Linked DNA regions of Homo sapiens: region 2 is linked to region 1. Evidence: chromatin loops called from intact Hi-C (ENCODE). Cell type or tissue: heart left ventricle. All regions are shown on one strand. Links, peaks and the distances in the headings refer to the core of each region. The heading gives the core; the rest is flanking DNA.

Region 1 (11,836 bases), core at 3,800-11,799:
AGCCTCCATTTCCTAATTTCTAAAATGGGAAAATTGCTCCTGCCCTGCTTACTTCACAGAGTGCTGGGCCACAGAGGAGAACCTGTGTAGAATGAATGGCCATGAACGAAGATAGTGCTCCTTATTTATTAAAAAACAATTCCTAGCCTCCTACAGAGGCTGGGCACTGTAGCAGACATTATCACACAGACATGCCCCCTGCTGGGGGCGAGGCAATTAAGCAACTCCACACTATGGTGGGGGAGTTACCCCACTGCTCTTGGCCTCAGTTTTTCCATCAGGGAAATGGAGATAACACCACAAAGCATTCCTATGAGGACACTGCATGTCAGAAGTTTCTCCTCCCTCGGCCTGTGGTCACCCTTGACTAGGCTCCGAGCACCCGGCTCAGACTCACCTGCCTCCAGTTCTGCATCACGTGGCCTCAGGGACAGGCCGGGCACCTCAGGAATCTATCCTCTAATTTCTGAAATAATGAAAAGCCTCCAGACACATTTACTCTCTAAATAAAATGCACAGTTTAAATTATAAACAAGACAATTTAAGAATACTGGTAACTAAGTGGGAACAATTTCACATGTTAAACTTGACAAAATAATTCTAAAGCTACTACTCAGTTAACTATATTCACATCTACTTAACTCAGTAAGTTTGACAACATAGATGTTTACTTTATTAAGTTTGTTATACATTTTCTCCAAAAAAGTCTAGCCAGTCACCAGACCCCACCCCACCCCTCGAAAACAGACATCATGGCATTCAAGGACAATGAGCCGCTTCTGCCTGTACTTACTAATAGGCAGTGGCTTCCCCCTAAAAATCACTGTTTTTCTAGAACACCAATCACAATTCCTTTCCTAGGTACCAAACAGCATGACCTCAAAGAAATTAGAAAATGACTGCACAGTCCAAGCTGAAAGAAAAACTTTGCGTCTTATGTTCTTTCTCCTTTTGTCTCAACACAGACTCACTCTGTAACACACCTCCCCAGTGGAACACATACCCCAAAAGCCCTGCCACAGGCGATCGGGGTCCCAAGGGCCCAGGCCTCCTCCACTGCCCTACAAGTCAGGGCCAGGGCAGATCATGAGCCTCCTTGAGCCACCACATCCTCATCCACGAAATAGGGACCGTGGGTTCCCCGTCCTGCCTGCTCACTTCATAGGGTCGTGGTGAAAAACAGAAGAGGATGTCCAGTGTTTTATGTTTCCCCCAGCTGTTCAGGTCTCCTCTTGTTTGAACTTCCTAATCCCCTGGGAAGCAGGTAGACCAGGCTTACTTCCTATCTACAGATCCCAAGAAAGAGGCCCAGGAAAGGAAAGGGCTCAGGGTTTATCAGGAACCAGCCAGTCGCAGGTGCTTATTTAATAGAGGGCAGGTGACTTGCCCAGGATCGCACAGCTGGTCCGTTGTCAAGCCAGGCTATGAGCGCACGTTTCTGACTCCAGGGGCCATGTGCTGTCCCTTCTGTGAGCAATAAAACCTTCCATGTAGGAATGCAAAGTATCATTATTACCATTGTTGCTGATGTTACTAAAATTGAACCAAACCGGTTTTATCATGGGTTGACTGGAATTGCATGATGGAGGGCCTTGGTCACTAAATTTAAAAATATGGACTTAATCTTCTAGAGGGAGCAATTGAAGGTTTTTGAGGGGTAATAGTAGGAACGGTAACTGGAAGCCAGAAAAGCTACTTCTGTAAACTGGTGTAAGATGACAGGGATCTGTGTCAGGGAGGTAGCAGGAAGAGATGACTTCAAGCGACACCGCAGAATAAGAACCATAGAGCTTGGTGCCTAAATAGAGGGCTGGAAATGGGGCTGGGAGTGGCATAAGGATGGGGAACGATTTGAGCCTGAGAGATGGTTGCAGCCCAACAGCACGTCTCCTCTTCTTCATTAGTAAGAGCGCCCAGGAAGGAGCAATGATTACCAATAATAAAGACTACATTTTCCCGCCATGTGAATGACCAACGGATGTAAATGAAAGTGACATGTGTTACTTCGAGGAAATGTCCTTAACAAGAAAGAAACAACCTTATTTTGTCCATTTCTCTTTCCTGATGGCTAAAAGGTAGGTGGGATGGCTGGAGCTCCAGCAGCTTTCTTGAAGTATGAGGAAGAAGCCACGTACCAACGATGGCAGGGCAACAAGGGAGAAGGAGCCTGCGTCCCTGATGATGCCATAGAGCAGCATACCTGCTATAGACACCTTTCCGGACTTCTTTGGCGTCAGACAGAACTTCTGTTTTGTTTAAGCTATTGTTGTTTTGGGTTTCCTATCACTTGCAGCCTAAAACGAATACTAACGGGTAAAGTTCCTGAGAAAAAGAAGACACAAACAGAGAAGCAGAGAGAGAATTTAGGGGCAACATGATGAGTTTGATCACAGATTTGATGCGTGGGACATCAGTACAGGAGAAGATGTATATAAAACTTGGCATGGTGCAGGGATGTATTCAAGAACTCTACACCGCCACCACCGCCCTTCTAAGTCACTTTTGTCTGTTGCCTGGCCTGCTGCAGTAGCCTTTTTAGTCCTCCTAGTAGTTTTCTTGCCACCTCCAATTTACTCACAAAGATGCCAAAGTAATATTTTTAGAAGCAACCATATTGTATTACTCTCCTATTTAAAACCCTTCAAAAGCACCAGGCATGGTGGCTCACACCTATAATCCTAATACTTGGGAACCTGAAGTGGGAGTATTGCTTGAGGCTGGGAGTTTAAGACCAGCCTGGGCAACATAGAGAGACTCTGTCGCCAAAAAATTTTTGTATTTAGCCAGGCATGGTGGCTTATGCCTGTAGTCCCAGCTACTCAGAGGGCTGAAGTGGGAAGATTGCTTGAGCCCAGGAGTTAAAGCCTGCAGTGAGCTGTCATCATGCTATTGCATTCCAGTCTGGGTGACAAAGTGAGACAAGAAAGAAAGGAAGAAAGGAAGGAAGAAAGGGAGAAAGAAAGGAAGAAAGAAAGAAAGAAAGAAAGAAGAAGAAAGGAAAGGAAGGAAGGAAGAAAGAAAGAAAGAGAGAGAGAGAAAGAAAGAAAGAAGGGAGGGAGGGAGGGGGAGGGAGGGAGGGAAGGAAGGAAAGAAAGAAAAGAAAGAAAGAAGAAAGGAAGGAAGGAAGAAAGAGGGAGAGAGGGAGAAGGAGAAGGGAGAAGAAGAAGAGGAAGAGGAAGAAGGAAAAGGAGAAGAAGAAGGCAAAGAAGAAGAAGGAGGAGGAGAGGTGGAGGAGGAGAGAGAGAGGGGAGGAGGAGGAGGAAGAAGAAGAAGGCAAAGAAGAAGAAGGAGGAGGAGGGGGAAAGAAGGAAGAAGGAAGAAGAAGGAAGAGGAAGATGAGGAGGAAGAGGAGGAAGAAGAAGGAGGAGAAGAAGAAGAGAAGAAGAAGAGGTGGAGGATGGGGAGGGGAGGAGGAGGAGGGGTTGGGGAGGTGGAGGAGGAGGAAGAGCAAGAAGAACAAGAAGCCAAAGGCAAAGAAGAAGAAGACGATGATGAAAAGGAGGAGGAGGAGGAAGAGGAAGAGGAAGAAGAAGGAGGAGGAGGAGGGGGAAAGAAGGAAGAAGGAAGAAGAAGGAAGAGGAAGATGAGGAGGAGGAAGAGGAGGAAGAAGAAGGAGGAGAAGAAGAAGAGAAGAAGAGGTGGAGGATGGGGAGGGGAGGAGGAGGGGTTGGGGAGGTAGAGGAGGAGGAAGAGCAAGAAGAACAAGAAGGCAAAGGCAAAGAAGAAGAAGACGACGACGATGAAAAGGAGGAGGAGGAGGAAGAGGAAGAGGAAGAAGAAGAAAAAGAAGAAGAGGAGGAGGAAGAAGAAGAAACAACAAGTAAATAAAAAGATAAAACTCTTTAAAGGCTTTCCACTGCACTTAGGTTCAACCCCACAACATGGCACTCAGGGCCCTTCACTTTCAGCCTCCTGCCCCCTTCTGCGGCTCAGTCCCTGCCACACCCCCCTTCATCTGTTTACTCTCCTTCCAGTGACTCCTTCCCCCCGGCTCCTTGCCAGCTCAGGGCCTTGGTGCAGTCTTCTCATTCTTCTCAGAAGGCTCACCCTCTTGGTCTGTGAAGGGCTCATTTCCTCTCATCCTTCAGACCTCAGCTGAAGCATCACCTCCCCAGAGACACCTCCAAGCAGGCCCCAGATGAGTAGGATCCCAATCCAATGCCATAAATTTTTTTTTAAAAAAGAATCATTGCAAACTTCTTTTTTCCACTTTCACAGTATATGTCATAGATTTGAAATTATCTACTTTTTGTTTCCTTACTTGTTACCTGTCTTCCCTGGTAGACTGTAAGCCCATGAGGGAAAAAATCATGTGTGTTTTATGCTTTAAGATATATTTAATTCCTAGCACAGTGCCTGGTGAATAGCAGAGCTCCACACCTATACATAACAGTATTATTATTTAGCAAGTCTCTCATGAGAGCACTGCAGCTCAGAGAGAGGCGTGGCTCAATGCTCCACTTGGGATGCATGGATGCATTCCTGTGAGAGTGCCTGCATTCTCCGGGAGCAAGCATGATGAAGGGAAACGGCAGAGGAGGGAGAATGTCCAGGTAAAGGACAGACCTGTGTAGGAAATAGGGTATGGGGGGAATCAGTATGAGATGTGTCCAGAGAGCAGGAGAGATCTCAACTTCAGTGCTCAAACAATCTGTTGAGAAATCTGCGGGAGCCTGAGAAACTAACTATTGCTTTTATCAGCAGGAAAACTAAGGCAGAGAGAAATGGACTTCAGGCCAGCCCTCAACTCCCTTGCTAAAGCTGGAAACAGGACAGGAGCCTCTTGTCTCTTTGAGTCCTGGCTGGTTCCCACGTGGCTGAACCACTCCTCTGGCCTTACTGAGCTGTGGCTCTTATCTGGTAGTGGCCATGTGGAACAAGGGTGCAAGTTGCTCCCTGCAGGATTCAGGCTAAACAAGGCCCTTACAATTGTATTGAAGAAAAGTTAACAATAGAGCATGGGGCTATAGAATGGAACTGTCAAGAGTGCCCAATCTAAACAGAGATGGGCCCTGGGTCTCGCTCCCTAATTCCCAGGCCATTATGCCTGGGAGCCCTTTGCCCTAAGAATATGGGCCACTCTCAGGCTGCATTAAAAGGAAAATAATGCCGAGGAAATGGGAGGATGCCTAACACTTGGGGCACTATGTTCGTTCTGGGGCCTTCGCTTCATGAGGACACTGATGACCAGGGGAGGAGAGTGAGCGAGAGGGTGGAGTCTGACCAGAAGTCCTGTGACAATGGTTGAGGGGACTGGAGACCACTGGGTTGGAGCAGAGAAGATTCAACCTGACTTTGGATACTCAAGGGACCTTCAGTAGAAAAAGAAATACCTGGCTGCTTCACTGGGTACTCACCGTGTGCTAAATGTTCTACACTGTGCTAAGGGCTTTTTGTGAATTATCCCCTTTCCTGGCCCAACGTCACCTGCTAGTAAGAGCATAAGCAAGGCTCCACGCTCACATCTTCCCAGAGGTCAATGGCTTAACCGCCAGCCTATGGTACTTGAACTTCTTTCGTGCGGACCCAGAGAACTGAGTTAGGACCCAAGACAGAAACTACACGTTTTAACCAATATTAACCAATAATAGGAAGAGATTTCTAAGTCAGAGCTGTCTGCAAATGGATTGGATAGTCTTTTAAAGTAGTGTCCCAGAGGGTGTTCAAAAGAGGCTGCATGACTCTGGTCAGGTTAAGTACAAGTGCAAGGTTAATGGTAGAACCAGGGGTCAAACCGAGTTTTTCCACCCTGAGTTCAGGCAGTCCTGATCACAGGATGGATCCTGTGCTGGTGCGATTGCCACTGTGTACTAGGTGTTTTCCCCTTGGCTCAGCTGAAACATGTTTAAGATATTTAAAAGGAGTTTTACTAAGTTCTGTGCCCCCTCTATTGTGGGAGTGTCAGAGCCCATCTGGGCCCGTTGCAGCATGTCTGGCCCTGTCTGAGAGGGCCCGCAGGGGCTGTGTTACCAGGCGGCTCCCAGGCGCCTTTTGGGAAAACAAAATGACCAGGTGTGTTAGGGCCAGCAGGCTTCCAGGGCCACTACTCAAAGGCAGCCAGGGGACTTTGGCTGCCCTTAAACTCTCTGTGCAGTGGGGGGCAAGCAGGCATCCAGACCGAATGGAACGAGGTGGGGTACTCAAGGAATATGGCATGTCTCACCCATATTCCCTCTCAGCTCAGCCTCTGGGGGACTGGGGCCAAGTCTCAGGGAACAGAGGAGTCTGTATTAAATGGAAGGAGAACATCGTTTTGTTTTTGTTTTTGTTTTTGTTTTTGTTTTTGAGATGGAGTCTTGCTCTGTTGCCCAGGCTGGAGTGCAATGGTGTGATCTCGGCTCACTGCATCCTCCACCTCCTGAGTTCAAGCGATTCTCTTGCCTCGGCCTCGTGAGTAGCTGGGATTACAGGCGCTCACCACCACACTGGGCTAATTTTTGTATTTTTAATAGAGACAGCGTTTCGCCATGTTGGCCAGGGTGGTATGGAACTCCTGACCTCAGGTGATCTGCCCACCTTGGCCTCCCAAAGTGCTGGGATTACAGGTGTGAGCCACCATGCCCGGCCAAAAAAAATCACATTTTTAAAAACCCTTCTAGCAGCTGCGCTATGTGAGCCAGGAATGCAGGGCTTTACCCCAGCCTGGCGCGGGGGCCCCAAGCTGGCAGTGGAGGGCAGGGGAAACACAGGGGGGTGAAGAGCTGCGCTCCTGAGAGCCAGCCTAGGACACCAAACTCATGGAGAAGGGGCCCTGTGGAGCTGAGGTGCCCGTCCTTTGAGGGAGGGGTCTGCACCGGAAATGTAGGGCACAATGGGATCACGAGGGGCAAACAAAACAACCCCAAAGTTGAAGGATGGAAAAGCTGACAGAATATGGATTTCCTGCTTGACTAATGTCAGCCCACAAATAGATGTGGCTGACGTCACTTACAGGAACCCCTTCCTTTTCCTTACCTCAGCCCCTCCAAGGAGGTGGGTGGGGGAGCGGGTGAGAATGAAGCCCCATGCCCTTAGGCATCCGCTGTAGGAAAGGAAGTCACTTCTCTCCTACACACCCAGCATGGCACTAACTGTCACTGTGTACCATCTTTGGCAGACTTGGGAAGGAATTCATTCCAGTGACAAAGGTCAGATAGTCCTCCCCAGTTAAAGAAGGAACCCTGGCATTTAACTGGGTCTCCCTAAGGCAAAAATCCTGGAGACAAAAGACACTGGTGACTTCCCAGCAGAAGAGAGTGAAGGGAAACCCAGGTTTGGTGTAATGCAGCAAATAATTTGGAATAATTTGGGGATTGACTTGACTGAAAAAATGGAATGGTTTCTCAATGCAATATGGATTTCACTTTGCACCCACAGTCCCAAACTTAGTGCTTCAGAATGCAAATTTTATGGAAATTTTCCTTGCTTTACCAGTTTCTTTTTTATTTTATTTTCTCTCTCTCTCCCACTTTCTTTCTCCTCTCTTTCTTTTCCTTCTTTCTTTCTTTTTGAGACGGAGTCTCACTCTTGTCTCCCAAGCTGGAGTGCAATGGTGCGATCTTGGCTCACTGCAACCTCCGCCTCTCAGGTTCAAGCGATTCTCCTGCCTCAGTCTCCCGAGTAGCTGGGATTACAGGTGCGCGCCACCACGCTGGCTAATAATTTCCCTATTTCTTGATTCTCCTTTCTAAGAGATATCAGCCATTACTTATAATAGCTAAGTCATGTATAATTATTTAATATAAAAGTACGAAAAAAACTAGCCACGAATGAGCAGTTTAAGTGTCAAAGGGCACAAAAATACTGCCAATGAGGAAGAGGAAAGAACGGCTGAATACGAGATCACAGAACGAGAAAGCGGCCGCGGAGTGGGACTGGAGACTGTGAATCACGCAGGTGAAATCAGAATGGGATCCCACTCGAGACAGGAGCCAGGAGCTAGCAGCAGCCCTGGAGCCGCCGGCCCAGCCCTGAAGCCGCTCCGGCTGTCGCCACAGCGAGAGGAAACCTGAACGCTCTGCTCCTCCACAGCGAGTCCCTGCAGGTGGGGACACCGCCCACCTGGCCCTCCCTGCGCCCCCTGGCGGAGCGAGCCTCGGCCTCTCCCGGGCCCCGGCCTCTCCACGACCGCCTGGCCGCGCGGGAACCACCCGCGGACTCGCGGCCTCTCCCCACCGGACCCCGCAACACCGCGGGGACGCCCGGGAGGCTACTGAAGAGCCAGTGGCGCCTGCCTCGATCACACGTCCCCTGTGGAGCTCCACCTGCCCGCACGCCGGCTCGGGCGCTCCCATAAGCGGCCGGCCGCAGAGGGGCTCCAAGGGAGGCGCGCGCCCGCGAAGAAGCACTCCGGCCCCGCAAAGGCGCCCCGCGGCCCTGTCCACCAAGGCCACTGGCCGACGGGTCGGAAGAGAGCCCTTCAAGACGGAACTTGCATTGCGCTTGTTAGAGAAAATTATGTGTAAAAACTGAGCCATTCAGCTTTACTTTCCACCCCGCGTTGATGTAAAACATGAGTTCCTATGGAAGATGAGGGGCTTCGTCAAGTGTGTAAAAACAAATGCTACCTCTTTCCATTAAAAATTTATATATGTATATTCATTCTCATTGTTGAAAATACAATAAAAAGTAATAAAAAATCACATGTAACGTCATAAGAAATCAACTTAATGTTTACATGTATGAAAATCACATGTACACCTTGGGAAGCTGAGGCGGGCGGATCACCTGAGACCAGGAGCTGCAGACCACCAGCCAGGCCAACATGGCGAAAACCCATCTCTACTAAAAATACAAAAATTAGCCGGGCATGGTGGCGCACGCCTGTAATCCCAGCTACTCAGGAGGGTGAGGCATGAGAATAGTTTGAACCCAGGAGGCAGAGGTTGCAGTGAGCCAAGATTGCGCCACTGCACTACAGCCCGGATGACAGAGCGAGACTCTATCTCATAAATAAATAAATATTACATGTAACACAAAGAAATCAACTTAATGTTTCTATGTATTTTCCAGGTATTTCTGCACCTATCTATAAATCGGTAATATCCTACATAATGCTATTTTGTACGCTCCTTTTTCAAATATTACATCATGAATATTTTCCTACCTTACTGTAATTTTCAAAAGATTGATTTTTAGGCCGGGCGCGGTGGCTCACGCCTGTAATCCCAGCACTTTGAGAGGCCGAGGCAGGTGGATCACTTGAGGCCAGGAGTTCAAGACCAGCCTGGCCAATATGGAGAAACTCCGTCTCTACTAAAAATACAAAAACTTAGCCAGGCGTTGTGGCAGGTGCCTGTAATTTCAGCTACTCGGGAGGCTGAGGCAAGATAATTGCTTGAACCCGGGAGGTGGTGGCTGCAGTGAGCCGAGATGGCGCCACTGCACTCCAGCCCGGGCGACAGAATGAGACTCCGCATCAAAAACAAACAACGAAGTAACAAACAAACAAACAAACAAACAAAAACGAAAACAAACACGTTGATTTGATTTTTTAAAATTCTTGCTAACTACCCATCATATGGATGTGCCATACTTGTTTAGCCATTGAAATCCTAGATGTTTACTTGGTTTCTCATTCTTTTCTATTATAAACTGCACCATGCAGAAGAGGTTTGATGTAAATTGATTATTCTATTAAAATAGCTTCCTAGAAAGAGAATTCCTGGATCAAAGTTACAAACTCAAGGCTCCTGTGACAAATTGTTAAATTGTTTTCCAGAAAGATGGTCTAATTTCCTTCTTGCCCTCAGCGTAAGACAACCCCATGCCCGCCCACCGCCAACAATAAGAAGATTCTCCAGCACTGAGTTATATTTATTTAAAATTTTGTCAACTCCAGAGGGGAAAAAGTAATTCTCCTTGTAGTTATAATTTGCAGTTCTTTGATTAGAGGGACTGAATATGTGTTGTGTGTTTTATTTTATTGGCTTTTTGTATTTCTTCCTTTGTAGTTGGCCTTATCTTCAGCCTATTTTTTTCACTGGGGAGATAAGTTCTTCTGATTAGTTTCTAAGACTGCTTTGTATAATAGGGATATTTACCTCTTGTCATGTTTGCTGCAAATACTTTTTCTAGCATAACATTTGCTCTTTAAATAAGTTCATATTTTTTGAGGGACTGAAATCTAAAATTGTGTGTATGATGTAATCAAACACACCAGTTTTTTCCTTCATGTTTCTTCTGAGATTTTATGCTTAACAGTTCTTTCTCCTCTCAGGGCTGATTAAATATTCACTTTGTTTTCTGGAGCTTGCTCATGGTTTCTTCTTTTACATCTGACTTTTTAATCCACCTGGAATTTATTTTGGTGGCTGGTGAGAGCTAGGGTTCCAATTTGATTTTTCATCCAAGCTTCCAATTTCTCCATTACCATTTATTGAATAATCTATCGCTTCCCAGTTGGTTTTCTTTCTCGTATATTGGGTTCTAACATAGTAGGGTTTATTTCAGTGTTTTCCATTAGGTTTCATTGATCTGTCATTATTGATTTTTCAGTAATGCCAGAGGGACTTAATTACTTTCAGTTTTATAATACATTTTAATATCTAGTAGAGAAAGCCCCCTCAATGGTCTTCTCTTTCAAAAAAAGTTAAGCTATTCTCACTTATTTATTAAAACATCCTAAGAATCAGTAGTTATTCTCCATTAAAATTTCTAATTTTGTGTTTTCTTTTTTCTCAATTAAATTTATATTTTAGAAGTTGGTATCTTTTGGATTTATAAATTATGTTTTTCTGGTTTTTAAATTCATTAATTCCTATCTTTGCCTTTGTTATAAACTTAATCTTCCCTCCTGAGGTTTGTTTTGTTCTTCTAATGGATTCAGTTATTTTCTCTGTTCATTTTTTTCTGTTTTTGTTATTAAAAATGGGGTCTCCCTATGTTGCCCAGGCTGAGGCAGTGGCTATCCACAGGCACAATCATAGTCCACTACTGGCTCGAACTCCTAGGCTCAAGTGATCCTCCCACCTCAGCCTCCCAAGTAGCTGGGGCTATCAGTGCACACCATTGTGCCTGAAAAACTTTAAGGATGTTTTTCATCTGAGTACACCTTTGGTCACATCCTGAGTTTTTACGTACAGGGTCATCATTGTTGTAATTTTCTAATAGCCTTTAACGGTAGTTTTGAATTCTCTGTTGTAATTGAGGAGATTGCTTTAAAAGTCCCACCAAAAAGTTGTCCTTTAATTGGAGTTTTATAGGCTTGTGGTCAGAGAATACAGCCCGAGCAACTTTTCTGATGTTTTGAAATGTGTGACCAAGAAGTTGATCAATTTTTTAAAGTGTTCCCTGGATGCTTAAAAAGAAGATGTTTGTTTATAGGCTACAAAGTGCTCAATTAATTTAAACATTTAAAAATTCAGATTATCAATCTCATTTTTTGTATAAAATTCACAGTTTTACTGTATATAGCACTTTTATCCATATTAAATGGTTCTTTTGGACAATTTAATGATTTCTGTTTTGAATTCATTTTGGTTTAAAATGAGAATTTCTATTCGTTTGCCATCTGATTTGTACTTACCTAATAAATCTTTGCTCTTCATTTATTTTTGGGTCCTTCTGTTCTAGGTACTTCTTTTGTAAATTGCATGCAATTAAATTTTGCTTTTAAATCTCATCTAAGAGACATTTACTTTTAACAAGGAGGTAAACACAATTATGTTGATTGTTATAAATTTTAAGTTTGTTTTTCTCTGATCTTCTTTCATACTTTGTATTGAAATTCTTCCTTCCTGCTTCCTTTATTTTTTCTGTCTTAGCTATGTGGGCTCTGATGTGGCATGGGAGGTATATGTTTTCAGGGTAGGGAAAAGGCTCTCAGGCTGGTGTTGGAGTCTCAAGTCTGCTGGCT
Region 2 (10,863 bases), core at 1,017-9,016, 120 kb after region 1:
CCATCTAACACATTTCTCTTTGCCTTTCAAGACATGGCTCAAAGGTCTTCTTTCTGAGAAGCTTCCCCTGAACTCCCCAAACCCAAATCAGGAGCTCCTTCTGTATTTTCAGTGCCCTGTGCTAACAGGGCCTCTACGGAGCAACACAGCTGTTATCTCCATATGTGTCCTTTGCCCATAGACCATGACCTCCTTGAGGGCAGGGATGATGTCTTCTTCACAGCTGTACTGCAGCTCTTCCGAAGAGCCGCTTACAATAGATGCTTAGTAAAGATTAATCGAACTGACTAAACTTGAAACCTGGATGAGGTCATTTGAAGGCAAGTAAGGGAAAGTCACAGTACTTTTCACAACAAATCATAAACACAATTTCCTCATCCGTAAAATAGTGAGATAAAAAAGATGATTTCTAAGATCACTCAGCTTTAAAATTCCATAATCTATTGTCTGTAGACCTTGTTATCCCCAAAAGGTAGAACTAACTGAAAATAGGTTTAAGAAAAGTAGTGGTTCATGGTTTATATGGCTGTCTTTCCCACAGGCTGTGACCTGCATAAAAGGGCTCTAAATTTTTTCAGTATCCCCAACACTGATCACGGTGCCTGGCTATGAATTACTCATTAAAGATTTATTGGTCGGACCTGGTGGCTCACGCCTGTAATCCCAGCACTTTGGGAGGCCGATCACAAGGTCAAGAGTTCAAGACCAGCCTGGCCAACATGGTGAAACCCCGTCTCTACTAAAAAAAAACATACAAAAATTAGCTGGGCGTGGTGGCGAGCGCCTGTAATCCCAGCTACTCAGGAGGCTGAGGCAGGAGAATTGCTTGAACCCAGGAGGCGGAGGTTGCAATGAGCCAAGACCATACCACTGCACTCCAGCCTAGGCAACAGAGCAAGACTCCATCACAAAAAAAAAAAAAGATTTATTAGACAGATGGATAGTAGGATGGATGGACAGATGGACGTGTGGATGGGTGGATAGGTGGGTGGATGGATGGATGGATGAACGGACGGATGAATGGGAGGATAGATGGGTGGATGTATGGATGTATGGATGATGGATGGATGGATGGAGGGAGTTTAGACACAAATGACAGATAATGGCAGGTTTTCTAGAAAAGCCAGTGGTGTTGGAGGGATACCCTTAACCTGGTAAGGATAGGGTCATAAAGATTAACCACCCCCTTTCTCAGACTCTGAATGGTTGGACAGCTTTAGGCTGAACAGCTCATTAGCCCATGTGGGTTCAGTCATTACTGTGTTCTTATCTAGGAGCTTCATTACTGGATTAATTAATGCTCCAATAATAAAAACAAATCCTGTGTTTGCAGAGCACTTTATAGTTTTCCAACTGCTTTTATGTAAAATATTTCATTTGCAACTCTTGGCAGCCCTGGAAGGCTGGCTGGGGAGGTTCTATTGCCTCATCGTTGCCACTCTTACTCCCATGAACTAGAGTTTAGAAAGGTTTCAGTAGTTTGCTCAAGGTCACCAGTTAGGCATGGATTTGAACCTGGGTCTGTCTGTGCTCTTTCCCATCCATTCTGCCTGGAAAGCCCTTCCAGCCCACCTCTTGCTCTGTGTCCTGTCCTGTGAGAATTTAGGGAGCAGCACAAGTGCCACCCCTGCCCAGAGCTTTCCCTGACCTCCCCTCCTCTCCTCCCTCAATTTGACATTATCTCCCTCTTCCGAATTCCCTTGGCACTTTATTGTATCTCTCTGGGGACACTGTTCACCTCTTGCTTTGTACTGGTGTTGTCTATAGATATATGTCTTCTCTCCCCTGATTTTATCATATATATATACAGAGAGAGAGAGAGAGAATCTGTTGCCCAGGCTGGAGTGCAGTGACGCGATCTCAGTCTTGGCTCACTGCAACCTCCGCCTCCCAGGTTCAAGCGATTCTCATGCCTCAGCCTCCCGGGCAGCTGGGATTGCAGGCGCCCGCCACCACGCCTGGCTAATTTCCCTGATTTTAATTGACACCATAAGCTCCTTGGTGACAGGAGCTTATGGTATAAATTGGAAAACACACACACACACAAAACACTGCACTTCACGCTGCACCCAAATTGTGTGTTGAATACATAAGCAGGTAAGAGGGTGAGTGAGTTTAGCCTGACTGAGAGTTTGGGCACTTTGACCCAGGACACATTACTTGCCCCTTACTTGCCCGGCTGGCCACCAGGAATGCCAACTGGTAAGTGTAGGCCTTCTGTCCACACTTCTTTCCTGAGAGTCCCTGGATGTCTAGACCCTGGGTGAAGCCTCTTATAATGAATGCCCACCTAACCCCTGCCCCTGCAAGCCATGATCTGAGGAGCAAGGTAGGACTACAGCATGTCACCTGTCCCCTGGCCACGCACCAACAACTCTCAGCCACCTATGGGTGCCAAGGAGTCTTCAGCTTCACACAGGCTCCTCCCCATACTCTGCTTTGCTAAAGAAAAACTGGAGCTCTTTTGCATCATCTGAGTGTCAAGGTAAAGGGGACATACGGCCTGACTCCCTACACTTGGAGCATTTACTGAGGGCCAACTGTGGGCATTCATGGTTCCAACACGCCAGGGAGTAAAGTTAGTATGCCCATTCTATAGATGAAGAAACTGAGTCAAATTTCAGAGAAGGTTAACTGGCCTGCTCTTGTTCACAGTGGGAGGGGAGAGTCCAAGCCATGAGCCACACAGGTCTATGCGCTCTGAGAGGTCACAACCTCTCCACTCAGCCTCTGCTACTGAACTTCATTGCTTTCCAGAGAAAGTATCCCTCCTGCCCACCACTCCCACCCAGGTCCTCCATGAAACCCCCTCTAACAACAGGAGTGGGAAAAGGTTTCAAAAGAGCAGCTCCATGGAGATCTGTCTGGACAAAGGTTGGTGATTCTGCTTCTAAAACTCTGCAGAGGCCAGGATGGCCCTAACATGGAGAGAAGACAGTGGAGTGGCCAGGCCAGGCCAGGCACCAGAGCAGTCTTGGGCTGGGAATCGGTCCATCTGATTCCGAGTTGCCATTTTCCTGCCAGGGACCATGACGAGCAAGGTGCGCCCCTCTGAGCCTGTGAAACTGGGATCGTTCACACCTCCTGCACAGTTGTCTTGTGAAAACTGAGATACATTTTAAAATGTGTCTCCTGACCCCTTCTCTGAGGCTTTGGTGTAGGAACTTGTTGTTCTAACCAGATGAGTCAGTCCGGATGGGAACGTTTATTTACTTGAGGGAGTCAAAGGTCGAATGGAAGGTGCTGATACCGTGTCTGGAAAGAAGGCATGGGAAATGGGCACAGGTTGCCAACATTCTGTCACCAAGATGCCTGCCGGGCTCACAGGGAGCCAGTGGAGGTGCATACTTTGCACACGGTGAAGTGCTGCCGACGTGCACTGGCCAGTACAAGAGAGGGGTCTGTGCAGACCCCTGACTGACAAGGGCTCAGCATGGAAGCCTCGGCCCCAGAGTCTGGGTAGGTCCACTGTCTGCATGGGGCCGACTCGGTAGAGAGAGCCATCACTTGCCATCCTGGGTGCGTGTGTCCTGCCCAGCCCCACACTGTGGTGTAGGTGATGACACCCACCCCCACTGGAGACTTGGCTCCACAGGGTGGGATTTGCGTCTATTTTATTCACTGCTATAACCCCAGTGCCCAAAACAGGGCCTGTCATAGAGCATGTTCTCAATTCAGATTTGCTGAATAAATCAGCTTCCTGGCCCCAGTCTCAAACGACTCACAGAAAATAAAAACTCTAACAGTTTCCGGGGAGAGGGGAGAGATACCATTAGGAGATATACCTAATGCTAAATGACGAATTAATGGGTGCAGCACACCAACATGGCACATGTATACATATGTAACAAACCTGCACGTTGTACACATGTACCCTAAAACTTAAAGTATAATAATAATTTAAAAAAAAAAAAACTCTAACAGTTTCCCAAATGCAGAACAGGCACCTGAGCAGCAGCCCAAGGGAGGGCCCAGACCGGAGCAGCCATGGATTCCTAGCAGGGAAGAAGGCGGCCAGTGTCTCGTGGGCCTGGATGGATGTCTCTCCCACAGGGAGGGCAGTGAGGGACGAGCAGGGCCGGCTGGCAGTTGAGGCCACAGCCCCCTGAGCCAGCCCCTCCCTGGACCCCAGGTGGCCAGTAGCAGATCCCCGCCCCGCCCTGGCTCTGAGATTGCGGTCCGAGCTGGTCAGTGCTCACCCATGGGGATGGGGGCAGAGCAACCTGTGGCGGGTTTGTGAGGAGTGTGGCGGCCTCTGCTGGTGGCGTATGCACATAGCTTCGCACTCCAGGCACCTTGGGAGATGCGAGGGAGCCCCCAGACAGCATCTGAACCCCGGCCTCAGCTTTCTGCTTCCTTCCATGGAGGCCCAGGGACTGGATCTGGTGCCAGAATCAACTTCTGTGAATATTTTGCAAAAGTCGCTCTTATTTCCCAGGCTTCCTTGGGTTTTTTCACCATTGGGGAAGAAGAAACCATCTGTTGTCTGTCCCGGGTGAGGGCACCATAAAGCCTTTGAATGAGAGGGCTGGACAGGATGCCAGAGGCGCCTCCAGGCCCACCACCCTATTAGCAAGAGAAGACCTCCGGAGATGGGAGGGGACTTGCCTGTACTCATTCGTGAGTCAGGCACAAAGCCGGGACTCGAGCCCGGCCTCCGCGATGGTCCCCTTCAACTGGTCCATCATCTCTCGGTTGCTATGGGGCATCCACCAACACAGCTCCACTCCCGGTTGCTGCTGTGAAACGAGGGAAGAAGCCCCCTCTCCCCTCAGCACAGCCACCAGGCACAGTCAGGAGCTGCAACCTGGGTGCCCAGCCCTCTGACAGGAATCCTGCAGAAGGCCAGGCCCCTCTCCTGCCTCCCGCCCTTGTTTTGCCTCCCTTCGCTCCTGGGAAAGGTGGCAGCCGGAGGGTTGCTATGGACACCGCAGTCGGGCTCTCCCTCCGCAGTAATAATCCGAAGATGCCCTCCCTGCTGGAGTCCAAGTCTCTAATTGCCGAGCCTCAGAGGCAGTGATGCTGCCGCACAGGAAGTACTGGGCAGCTGGAGAACCCAAGGATTAGATGGGCTGAGAAGGGAAAGAGAGAGTGACAAGATGGAAATCACCTGAAATTGGAAGCAACAAGCTTGACCTATGTAGGTAGATTGACAAAACCAATGTCGATTTAGCCAGAATTAGAAAAGCAATAGCGTCTTAACAGGCCCCCCATCAAATCGGACACCTAATCACTGTGGCCAGCGTCTCTCAGGTGGGATGCTGAGTGGAAAAGGAGGGAGAGGAGAGGCGCCACAGCTGTGTACATGGGCAGTGACTGCAGGAAAGACCTTGACAGCCATTTTGCTCTAATTTGAGAACCACAGGTCCAGGACTTTTCTGAGCTGGATTCCTGGCCACTCTGCTGCCTTGAGGCAGAAGCACCCTGGCTCCCCACTGCCACACAGGCCCCCTTGTTTGTCCCGACTGGGAAACCAGATCATTATCACCACTGCTAGTCTCCCCACCATGAAAACAGAGCATGCTCCTTACCAGGGTCTCTGCCATGAGACCAGGGCATACCACCTCCATGAGCAGCCTCTCCAGGGGATCAGGACACTGTCACTGCTGTTCTGTCCCCACCATTAGACCAGAACTTTTCCTTCACTGTTGGGCTCCCCACCTTGAAATCAGAGCATTGTCACCTCTATTCATGTGACACCCCACCTACCCACCTACACATCAGACCAAGTCACCAAGGCCACAAGACTTTACACAGCCACAGACATAGGTCCAATGTGGAGCATCCAAACCAAAGATCACATGCTACTGGGCAGAGCAAAGTTGGTCTCACCTCCAGAGCCCGCAGGGCCACACAAACCTTTATAGAGAGGGCACAGAGGGAAGTGCGCTAGGCCCTGCAATTCACCCCACATGTCTGTGGCCACTGGGTTTGCCTTCTGGAGGCTGTGCTTGTCTCACGCAGACCCTAACGCCTGGTGACATTGGGGCATAGCCATGAGGAGGACAAAGTTAGATTTGCTCCACCCTGACCACCAGCAGAGAATCCCCCCTGCCACGTGCATCAACCCTGGAGGAAATGTGAATGAACTAGGGAAGCCCACCTCCATCCCAGAGATCCTTGGGATAGATATAGACACACACACACACGTATATATAGACACACATACATACACATACATATAGATACCTACACACACGTATATGTGTATATCCATGTGGACACATATATATATATTTATACATAAAGAGAAAGGGAGAGATGGAGGGCAGGATGGAAGGCTTCTCTAAATCCTTCAATCTACCACTGTCTCTCTCAGTGAGGCAGTTTTTATCATCCCAATTTACAAAGAAAAACTGACCCAGAGAGGCCTAGGGACTTGCCCAGGATGAAATAACTGAGTTTCAGATTCCAAGGCCCAGCACCCTCGTCTTGGCTCTCTTCCCATCTGGTGTTTGAAAGTCACGCCTCAGAATGGGAATGGATGAGGCTGCACATCTGAGAGAGAATGGATGCCAAATAGAAGCCATTATTCTAACCAGGGAGCTTTTTCCTACAATTTAAGAAACCTCGCCTCCTCTGATTATTTCCGAAATTGTGTTCCCAGGGCCGATTTTATGACAGAGTGCTGCTGTGGCAATCCCTGTGGCCCAACACAGGAACTCCTGGGAGACCTGGCGAGTGCTAATCCTCCTTTCTTAGCACACTATCTTCTCCTCCGGCAAACCCAGTGATTAAGCCTCCTGGTAGCCCCAGGAACTGGCACATGTGAGCCTCAGAGAGTAAGAAAGGCCAGTGGCTTCCTACTTACTTCTTGCTACTTCCATTATAGAAGCTTCTGAGCCCACCAGGAGGGCTAGAGAAGGAAAAGGAAAAAGGGTGGGAGCCCGCCCTCGCAGCCCCTAACATCTTACTACCGCAGTTCCTAGCAGTGTGAGCTTTAACTGTGATCAGCAGGGCGCACACTTCTGCATCTCCTGACTAGGGCCAAGTAAGCTGTCAACTCCCCCTTGCCCAATGGAGAAGTTTTGGGTCATCCAGTGTCCTCAGACCCAAGGATCTCAGCTGATCGAACGAGCTTCTGGCCGTAGAGAGAAAGGACAAGATAGCAAGAAATCCTGAGAGACCTGAACCCTGGGTCTGAGACTGCAGGAAGTTGATTTGTGTAGTACTGGTACCAAGGCAGAAATTGTCCAGAAGAACAGATTGCCAGAGACAAGCAGGCAGCCAGTATCTCCTACTCCAGATTAGACAAGTTCTAGCTGAAAAGATCTGCTCTCCCTGTGAAGTGTAGTTGTGAAGAGGTTGGCATGGTGCTAGGCAGGTGCCTGATGAAGGTTCATTTCCTTCTCTCCTCACTTTTCATCCCTCTCATATGAAGGGGTTTCACGGACCGAGAAGGGGTCTTGGATCAGAACTCTAAAAGCTTTAAATTCGAGGAATACAATTAACCTTAGTCCAGCCATTGCTCAGGAAAGGGAGAGGGAGGCACCCTGGTTTCCAGGAATGTGTGGCATGTAGGAAGGAGCTCTGGGCTCACGTGAAGTTAGCTGCGCCCTGGCTGGCCTGGGCAGGGCCCATCTGAGGACAGGAGCCCAGTGTCTCTGGTGCTCACTATCACCTGCAGGATCCTGCGCCTTCTTGTCTTTGACCTCCTGAAGAGCTTGGAGGGATTAAAGTCAAACTAACCTAAGGGATGGACAGAACCCACTCCAAGGCCAAGCCCAGTGGTATAGCTTCCAGGCTGTTCTTGGCTGGGGAGGTGGTGTTCAGCCCCCTGGCTTCTCCTGTCACCCCAGACTTGGCGGTTTTGAAGTGGATAAGCAGCTTTGCCAAGTGATCCACCAGAAGAGAGAGAAGAAACGTGCGTGCATGTGGCATTTTGTCAGCTGCACCAGAAAAGTGATGATGGGGGAGGCGGTGGAAGTCAGTGACTCAAAGCAGGTTCGGGGATTATCTGCTGTTTTCAATTATCCACATTCTTCATCACCATGGAGAATTGAGAATTGGGTGTATTTGCCTCCCCCTCAACACTGGTGCTGGCATTAGAGACGTGATTTGTACTTGGAGCAACTGTGGGTAAAGGACTTAGAATGGTCTCTGTGTAAAATTTCCCCAGCACTGAAATGTCATTAAATAGCTCTCCGTACCTGGCACCTCTTGGTCCCATTAAAAGTAACTGGAAGAGGCCTGTTGTGGCGGTTCATGCCTGTAATCCCAGCACTTTGGGAGGCCAAGGCAGGTGGATCACCTGAGGTCAGGACTTCCAGACCAGCCTGGCCAACGTGGTAAAACCCCATCTCTACTAAAAATACAAAAATTAGCCGGGCATGGTGGTAGGCGCCTGTAATCCCAGCTACTCAGGAGGCTGAGGCAGGAGAACTGCTTGAACCTGTGAGGTGGAATTTGCAGTGAGCCGAGATCATGCCACTGCACTCCAGCCTGGGCGACAGAGTGAGACTCTGTCTCAAAAAATAATAATAATAATAACTGGAAGATAAGCATACCTGAAGAGAAGAGAGCTGATGATTATTGAGCATCTGTGATGCACTCAATACTCATTTTGAGCCAAGGAAACTTCAGCTCAGAGAGGTTTTCTTGCCCATGGTTTGTCATAGCATGGAACGACAAACTGCTCCAAGGCAGGGCCTTCGATCCCAAGGCTTGTCCCCACCCTACCCTTCTCTCAGTGAGCTCAGACCTCTCTCAGAAGACATGGGGGCCCATCTTGGACCTCTGTGGTCCTGTCTGTGTCTACTAATATGCTTTCAATTGCCAGTCAAAAAAAAAAAAAAACCTCAAGAGAGTTTAAAAACAAGGAAATTTGTTATTTCACACACTAAAAACTCAAGAGGTAGAACAGTCCCGGGGTCATTAACTTGGCAGCACATGTCACCATGAGCACTGGCTCTTCCTGACTTTCTGCTCTGCCATCCTCAGCAGGTTGATCACAAGGTAGCCAGGGCACACTGAGGCATCCCATTGCCAACCTTCAAGTGCAACAGCAATGAAGGGAAGCCCCCTGCTGTGGATCTCTTTAATAATGAGAACATTTGTCCCAGAAGTCCCTAGACTTTCCTTTGCATCTCACTGGTCAAAGAATGGGTTAGGCTGGGGCATGGTGCCTCATGCCTGTAATCCCAGCATTTTGGAAGGCCAAGGCGGGCAGATTGCCTGAGGTCAGGAGTTCGAGACCAGCATGGCCAACATGTTGAAACCCCGTCTCTACTAAAAATACAAAAATTAGCTGGGTATGGTGGTGGGCACCTGTAATCCCAGCTACTCTCGGGAGGCTGAGGGAGGAGAACCACTTGAACCCAGGAGGCGGAGTTTGCAGTGAGCTGAGATCGCACCACTGCACTCCAGCCTGGGTGACAGAGCAAGACTCAGTCTCAAAAAAAATAAAAATGAAAAAGGGGGGGTTAAATGCTCAGACCTAAACCAACCACCAAGAAAAGGAAGGAGGAGTACCATCTTGGCTAGACTGGGGCCTGACTTCCTCTGAAGCAGATGGTAACCAGAGGAGTGTGGGCACACGGGGGGCTTAAGGCAGAAGTGGGGGTGCCATTGGCTCCTGGACAGAAGGCACTGCATGGCCACATCCGCCAATCCAGCCAGAGGTCTGAATGCTCCTACTTGTAGGGGTTCTTGTCCCCGGGGCAGCTCCCAGTGTGGACTCTGAGGACATGTGCCAGCTCCGTGTCCTTGTGGCTTAGATAAGAAGGGGTGAGGCACCGGCTCATACCAAAATGGGAACCTGCTGGCCTTATTGTGAGCTTATCTAGAGGACACACACGACCGACTTCATTAGAAAAATTGGGGGAAAAATCTTATTAAAGATTTGTTCTATCACATACCAGGGAAGCAAAGCCTTTCATGAAACCTAATGGGCAATACGGGTGATTTAAACAACTACACGGTACTGAGGTCTTTAATTTCCTGTAGGAAACCTGATGATTATCTGTCTGGAAATGCTTCAGCTCAAGTAGGGATATGTGCGAGTCAGAATGAAAAAGCTCTTTATATTTTCACACTTTAAATCCAGACCCTGTGAAAAGAGATCCTTGTCACGGGAGGCCAATCAAGTTCAGAGAGTCCGACTAACTTTGCCCTCCCCAAATGCCATCAAAGGCAAGTTGGGGCTCCATTAAATGGAGAAAACCAAGGGAGTGACCCCAAGGTCAGCAAGAGATACAAGAAAGAGAAAGACAGAGAGAGAAAGGTAGCAAAGCAAGAGAGACAGAGAAATGCTCCAAGAGACAGAAAGAGACAAAGAGCGAGAACAAGAGACCAGAGAATAGAAAAACAGACGAGAAGGAAAGAGGCAGACAGATGTGGCAAAGGAGGAGAAAGACACAGGGGAGAGAGAAAAACTGAGAAAAGGAGAGAAGAAAGAAAAGCAACAGAACTCGACAGACAAGAGATGGCTAATAATCACCTTTGCAAGATTTCTTAATGATACTAATATTTACCTGTTAGAATTTCCAGTTGTGAGTCCCCTTCTGAAAGCTGTCCTTGCTTTCTGTGTGAGGATAGAGATCTAGGGGTCACACATGTTTTTCTAGCCCAGCAGGATCCAGATGTTTCCAGTTCCTGAACTTGGGTCAAGATCCAGCGTTGAGAGGGTCATTATTCAAAGAGGCCTTGAACACACATGATGTTTAGTTAAACATGGGGTAAGAAAACAGCCAGGACACAAATGAGTTATTCTAATTTTGTGAGTTCAGACCTTTGAACTCAACTCCTCATTCTGGTCTCCTGGCTGGAATGAGGACAACAGTCTATAAACAATCCACATATTCTATCTTCCCTCATAGCACATGTAGGCATCTCTAAAAATAATTCCCAAAGTAGCTTAGGCTC

Evidence for each region. Peaks named below come from ENCODE experiments on the same cell type or tissue, not always from the same donor. Only the 100,000 strongest peaks of a DNase experiment are listed, where the experiment ranks them.
Region 2: a loop joins it to region 1, with 7 times the contacts of the local background. A loop is called at or near these places in 68 of 110 quality-filtered maps.

What each region holds. Positions count from the first base shown.
Region 1 is chr1:154,752,541-154,764,376 of GRCh38, forward strand. The region is part of intron 3 of KCNN3 (potassium calcium-activated channel subfamily N member 3); the gene reads right to left. Among named protein-coding and RNA genes, the nearest start is that of KCNN3, 110 kb to the right of the region's middle. RefSeq lists a silencer at 7,972-8,341. In heart left ventricle, for the core only: CTCF peaks have their summits at 8,070 (motif pointing left) and 8,271; a DNase peak (open chromatin) is centred at 8,061; H3K4me3 peaks cover 692 bases; H3K27ac peaks cover 817 bases; H3K27me3 peaks cover 393 bases.
Region 2 is chr1:154,874,417-154,885,279 of GRCh38, forward strand. No RefSeq gene overlaps it. Among named protein-coding and RNA genes, the nearest start is that of KCNN3, 9.6 kb to the left of the region's middle. RefSeq lists enhancers at 2,910-3,495, 4,081-4,665, 4,465-4,514. In heart left ventricle, for the core only: CTCF peaks have their summits at 4,269 (motif pointing left) and 4,472; DNase peaks (open chromatin) are centred at 3,425 and 4,235.